2 separate regions of the Homo sapiens genome follow, and region 2 is linked to region 1. A link is an interaction called in ENCODE POLR2A ChIA-PET data of the cell type or tissue named here. Cell type or tissue: HepG2. All regions are shown on one strand. Links, peaks and the distances in the headings refer to the core of each region. The heading gives the core; the rest is flanking DNA. Region 1 overlaps UBP1 (upstream binding protein 1). Region 2 holds the start of LOC124909363 (a long non-coding RNA gene).

Region 1 (2,919 bases), core at 123-2,622:
TGAATATAGTTTCATGTATTCAAAATTTAAAAACAGGAATTGGCTGCAAATGGACATGGGGGATCTTCTTGAAATAATGGAACTCAAACTGAATTTTGACAATGGCTGCCAAACTCTCTAAATTGGCTAAAATACCATTATATACTTACAATGGGAGGACTTTATGGTATGTAAATTATGCCTGAAGAAAGCTGTTTTTAAAAATAATATATACTTCATGTATTTCTAGCAATATACAAAAAGAACCCTAAAAGAGTCATAGTTCTTTTTGTTTATTTTTTTAAGACAGTGTCCTTTTTTGTTGCCCAGGCTGGAGTGCAGTGACACAATCACAGCTCACTGTAGCCTCTGCCTCCCAGGCTCAAGCAATCCTCCCACCTCAGCCTCCTAAGTAGCTGGGACTATGGTGGGGGCACACGCCACCATGCCTGGCTAATTTTTATTATTATTATTATTATTATTATTATTATTATTTGTAGAGACAGGGTTTCACCATGTTGCCCAAGCTGTCTCAAACTCCTGGGCTCACGCAGTCTGCCCAGTTAGGCCTCCCAAAGTGCTGGGATTACAGGCGTGAGCCAGCACGCCCAGTTAAGCATTATAGTTTTTGATCCAGTAATCCTACTACTAGGAATTTATCCTAAGGAATAAAAGCTATCTGTATATGCCCCTCCCCCACAAAAAATTTTAAATAAAAGATACTATATGAAAAGCTAATATAAACAATGAAGTGTGATGCTTCCTTACAGAAAGCCCCAGCCACATTCCAGTGTTCTGCATTTTTGCTACACAGAACTTATCAGCAGACATCTGCACAGTGCACATCTGTAGTGAGTCTCACTCTTGTACGTCCTGCTCAATTACTGATTAAAGCCAGACATGGATCAGGAATATCATTACTGAGAACTTTGCTTCCCCAAACAAGGGGTCTGTGAGTATAGAAACCCAGAATTTTCCATTACATAAAAGAAGCTGGAACTAAAATTACAGTAAGAATATAGAAATGATCTAGAGCAGGTGTCACCAAACCACAGCCCATATGGGCCAATTCCTGCCCTCCACTTGTTTTTTTTTTTTTTTTTTTTAAATAAAGTTTTACTGGAACAGCCTTATCTACAATTTACATATTGTCTATGGCTATTTTAGCACTACAATCACAGAGTTGAATGTGAGAGACCCTATGTATGATCTAAAGAGATGGAAATATTTACTACCTGACCTTTTACAGAAAAAGTTTGCTGATTATGGGAAAATATCCAATATTTCCCCATATCCCTCCACAAACACTCATGTTTGAGAATACACCTTCCAAAATATTATAATCTTGGCCATATCTAAGTGATGTATAAGCTCTTGATGATACATGGAGATCTCCTTTAAATTTTTATCCTTTAAGAATTTGTATACTTAATCTCAAAATTCAGAGCTTTTGAAGTCAAAATAATACCAAATAGAAAAGTTCACAGTAGTGATGCTATCCTTCCAATTTTTCAGTAAAATTCAAACCACAAGACATTTTTCAGAGCTCTACCTATTCTTAGGGCAAATAACTGCATCTCTGAATGCCATTAACACATCTTTTTTTTTTTAAAGTTCTGAGCATGTTGCCTTTGTTCTACTTCAGAGTATGGAAAGAAGGAAATGTTACCATATATCCATACAATAAATGAGAAAATATATGCCTTTTAAAATGCTTGCTTTTTTTAAGGGCCATATTTAGAGGTGAGAAGAGGGAGAAGCCAAGATTATCTCTGTCCTAATCCAGCACTATACCGTACAATTAAATGCTCAGGATGAGAAGCCCTCCCAAGATAACGTACTGGGTAGTATTATTTACAGTGACATAAAAACACGGCACCAGACGCGCCACACAAGGTGCACAATGCTGGCCGAACACTTGTCAGTGACAAGTCCACACACTTAGGACTATTACATGCAGGCACTGTTGCACATATGTTATGCTTTAAGAGTTCTCCCCATACCTAGTCAGGAAAATTGAAAAAAAAAAAAAAAAAAAAAAAGAAAAAGGAAAGAAAAACCCTCCTGCTTTTTTGTTAAGCTGCCAGTGTTATATTCATCATTTCAGTAAATCTGACCAAAAAAAAAAAAAAGCCAGAACTCAATGCATTCAAGCTAGTTTTTCCACTTGTTAGATATTTCCGGCATGAAGGGCCACATGAAAAACAGACCCATAGTGTGGCTGCAATGACTGAGAAAGAATGCCAGTTTCCTCTTCTCCCAAGGACTTCACCCTAGAGCTGCCACCTCTCATTGCTGTCAAGGCTCCCACATGAGCAACTTGGCATTCCTAACACAGCAAGAGTTCTCCAAAGCCTGCTCAATCGAGTCCTTTCCGTTTCTGTCTGACAGTCTCAGAAGTGACAGAATTGAGATGCCCTCAATACCTACCATAGGGTGCCCCACTGCCATTCTCGCTTGCACTGCTTGCAGCTTGCTGCTGCCCTTGCAGCACTGTGCTGCTTGGCTGCTCCCGGCAGACATAGATGGTTAAACGGGGTCTAACCGACCTGCAATCAGAAGATGCCACTGATGAGCCTGGGAGAGAAAGCTGCCTTACACATGTACAAATATGACAACTACAGGAATCTAAGTTCTATTTCCTTATGAGAACTTTATAATGTTATTTCGTTATACAAAGTAATTTACTAATAAAAATATAAAAACCACACACCTCACACCAACTATCACAGGTGGTCTAATATGATGATCCAGACTCTAAACCATTGAGATGGTCTGTCAGATGCTGGTAAATTTAAGTTTCAAGATTAAGTCAGCAAATTAAAAATCAGTAAGATTCAATTTTAATGGAATTCTCACACCACAAGTATAGAAAGAGCAATGATAGTAAATGGTTCTTACAAGCCAGCACAATTTACAGTTTCTGTCATTTTAATTCAC
Region 2 (2,919 bases), core at 164-2,663, 51 kb after region 1:
CCGGCCATGAGGGATAAATTTCTTTTTTTTTCCTTTTTTTTTTTTTGAGAGAGTCTCACTCTGTTGCCAGGCGGGAGTGCAGTGGCACAATCTCGGCTCACTGCAACCTCCACCTCCTGGGTTCAAGTGATTCTCCTGCCTCAGCCTCCTGAGTAGCTGGGATTACAGACGTGCACCTCTATGCCCAGGTTTTTTTGTTTTTTTGTGTGTGTGTGTGTTTTTAGTAGAGACAGGGTTTTACCATTTTGGCCAGGCTGGTCTCGAACTCCTAACCATGTGATCCACACGCCTCAGCCTCCCAAAGTGTTGGATTACAGGTGTGAGCCACCATGCCTGGCCATGAGGGATAAATTTCTAATCATTGCTTCATTTATTCTAAATTATGGAAAAAGAGACAATAAATGATGTCTGTATCTACAAGACTGAAGGCCTCCTGGCAATGTTTTTTTTTAAATTTATGATATTGGTTAAGAGGAGTGGACTAAAGTTTTTGACTGATTATGAGGTAATAAAGGTATTAACATCAGTTATCTATATTGGGGTTTTTTAATTGTTTAATTTTTTTTTTTTGAGACAGAGTCTTGCTCTGTTGCCAGGCTGGAGTGCAGTGGTGCGATCTCGGCTCACTGCAACCTCCTCCTCCTGGGTTCAAGTGATGCCCCTGCCTCAGCCTCCTGAGTAGCTGGGACTATAGGTGCCCGCCATCATGCCTGGTTAATTTTTTTGTATTTTAGTAGAGACGGGGTTTCACCATATTGGCCAGAATGGTCTCGACCTCCTAACCTCGTGATCTGCCTGCCTTGGCCTCCCAAAGTGCTGGGATTACAGGCATGAGCCACTGCACCCAGCCTATTTTTTAATTTATTAAGGCACAAGGTTGTTTGTTAGAAGACTGGCTTTGAAATCTTTTATAAATAAAACTATATTCTATGAGTGCATATAAGACTTTTATTTATTTTTATTGTCTATAGAGGCATATGTAAGGAAAAAATTAAGAGGTAAGAGTCTCATGATGGTAGAGAAGTCTTGATTTGTGATCTTGGGAAAGTTGTCCATGTCTAGGATGTTGTCTGTTTTCAGAGAAAGTTTTTTTTTTTTTTTTTTTTTTTTTTTTCTGGTTGGTTTTTTGTTTTTGTTAGTTTTAGGTCTCTAATGGGTATATAGTTTTAAGAGTCTGGGCCAGGCGTGGTGGCTCATGCCTGTAATCCCAGCACTTTGGGAGGCTGATGTGGGTGGATCACCTGAGGTCAGGAGTTCGAGACCAGCCTGACCAACATGGAGAAACCCTGTCACTACTAAAAATACAAAATTAGCCGGATGTGGTGGCACATGCCTGTAATCCCAGCTACTTGGGAGACTGAGGCAGGATAAGTGCTTGAACCCAGGAGGTGGAGGTTGCAGTGAGCTGAGCTCGTGCCATTGTGTAAACGCACCAATCAGCACCCTGTCAAAATGGACCAATCAGTGCCCTATCAAAACAGACCATGCGGCTCTCTGTAAAATGGACCAATCAGCAGGATGTGGGTGGGGCCAGATAAGAGAAGAAAAGCAGGCTGCCTGAGCCAGCAGTGGCAACCCGCTCGGGTCCCCTTCCACACTGTGGAAGCTTTGTTCTTTAGCTCTTTGCAATAAATCTTGCTGCTGCTCACTCTTTGGGTCCACACTGCCTTTACGAGCTGTAACACTCACCGCGAAGGTCTGCAGCTTCACTCCTGAAGCCAGTGAGACCACGAACCCACCAGGAGGAACAAACAACTCCAGATGTGCTGCCTTAAGAGCTGTAACACTCACCGCGAAGGTCTGCAGCTTCAGTCCTAAGCCAGCAAGACCACGAACCCACCAGAAGGAAGAAACTCTGAACACATCCAAACATCAGAAGGAACAAACTCTGGACATGCCGCCTTTAAGAACTGTGACACTCACCACGAGGGTCCGTGGCTTCATTCTTGAAGTCAGTGAGACCAAGAACCCACCAATTCCAGACACATTTTGGCAACCACAAAGGGACTATCACCTATTGCCAAGCGGTGAGACTATCGCCAAGTGGTGAGACCATCGTCTATCGCTGAGCAGCAAAACAATCGCCTATCGCCAAGCAGTGAGTACCATCGGACCCCTTTCGCTTGCTATTCTGTCCTATTTTTCCTTAGAATTTGGGGGCTAAATACTGGGCATCTGTCAGCCAGTTAAAAGTGACTAGCGCGGCCGCCGGACTAAAGACATGGGTGTCAGGCTTTCTGAGAAAGGGCTCTCTAACAACCCCTGACTCTTCGGAGTTGGGAGCGTTGGTTTGCCTAAAACCAGCTTCCGCTTTTCCTGTACTTCTGGGCTGAGCCGAGGGTAGACAGAGAGGAAAGTATGCAACTCCAGGGTCCTGACAACAAGTTGGTTGACCCTGGGGCCATGAGCAGAACTCTCAAAGGCATGTCGCCCAAGCGAGACTCGCCCATCTATCCTATCTATCCTGACTCTTGCCCCCTGGGTCCTAATGCCTGCCAGACAAACTTCCTCTCACCTCTCTTCTCTGAGGTTAGTCCCACTTCTAAAAATTGCTACCTGTCTCTGGTGCTTTTCTCATTTCTCCTATAAGAATGATTTCTAGTATAAACTCCAGGACTCTGTTACCTTCTTTAGGCACCTGGGCTCCCCAATCAGAAAGACATAATTTTTGCCCAAAGCCCGTCATAGTGGGGACTACCTGGAATTTTAGGATCCCTCCTCAGACTAATAGGCCTAACAAAAGCTATTCCTGAAGCTAGGATATGGGGAGCCTCAGAAATTGTATCCTTCCTATTCACATAAGTGAGGACAAAAGGCGTCACTCTTCCAACCCTGGAGATCCCTTCCCTCCCACAGGGTATGGCCCTCCACTTCATTTTTGGGGCATAACATCTTTATAGGAGAGGGGTAAAGCCCCAG

Evidence for each region. Peaks named below come from ENCODE experiments on the same cell type or tissue, not always from the same donor. Only the 100,000 strongest peaks of a DNase experiment are listed, where the experiment ranks them.
Region 2: POLR2A ChIA-PET joins it to region 1 with 8 read pairs; 10 of 35 experiments call an interaction of 5 or more read pairs at or near these places.

What each region holds. Positions count from the first base shown.
Region 1 is chr3:33,393,753-33,396,671 of GRCh38, forward strand. UBP1 (upstream binding protein 1) reads right to left here. Exons shown (of 16, transcript NM_014517.5): 13 at 2,410-2,528. It also overlaps a transcript of FBXL2 not described here. Among named protein-coding and RNA genes, the nearest start is that of UBP1, 45 kb to the right of the region's middle. In HepG2, for the core only: no CTCF peak of the experiment used is centred there; no DNase peak of the experiment used is centred there.
Region 2 is chr3:33,445,040-33,447,958 of GRCh38, forward strand. LOC124909363 (a long non-coding RNA gene) reads left to right here and starts at 1,514. Exons shown (of 2, transcript XR_007095862.1): 1 at 1,514-2,098. RefSeq lists an enhancer at 1,464-1,965. In HepG2, for the core only: no CTCF peak of the experiment used is centred there; a DNase peak (open chromatin) is centred at 1,453; H3K4me3 peaks cover 607 bases.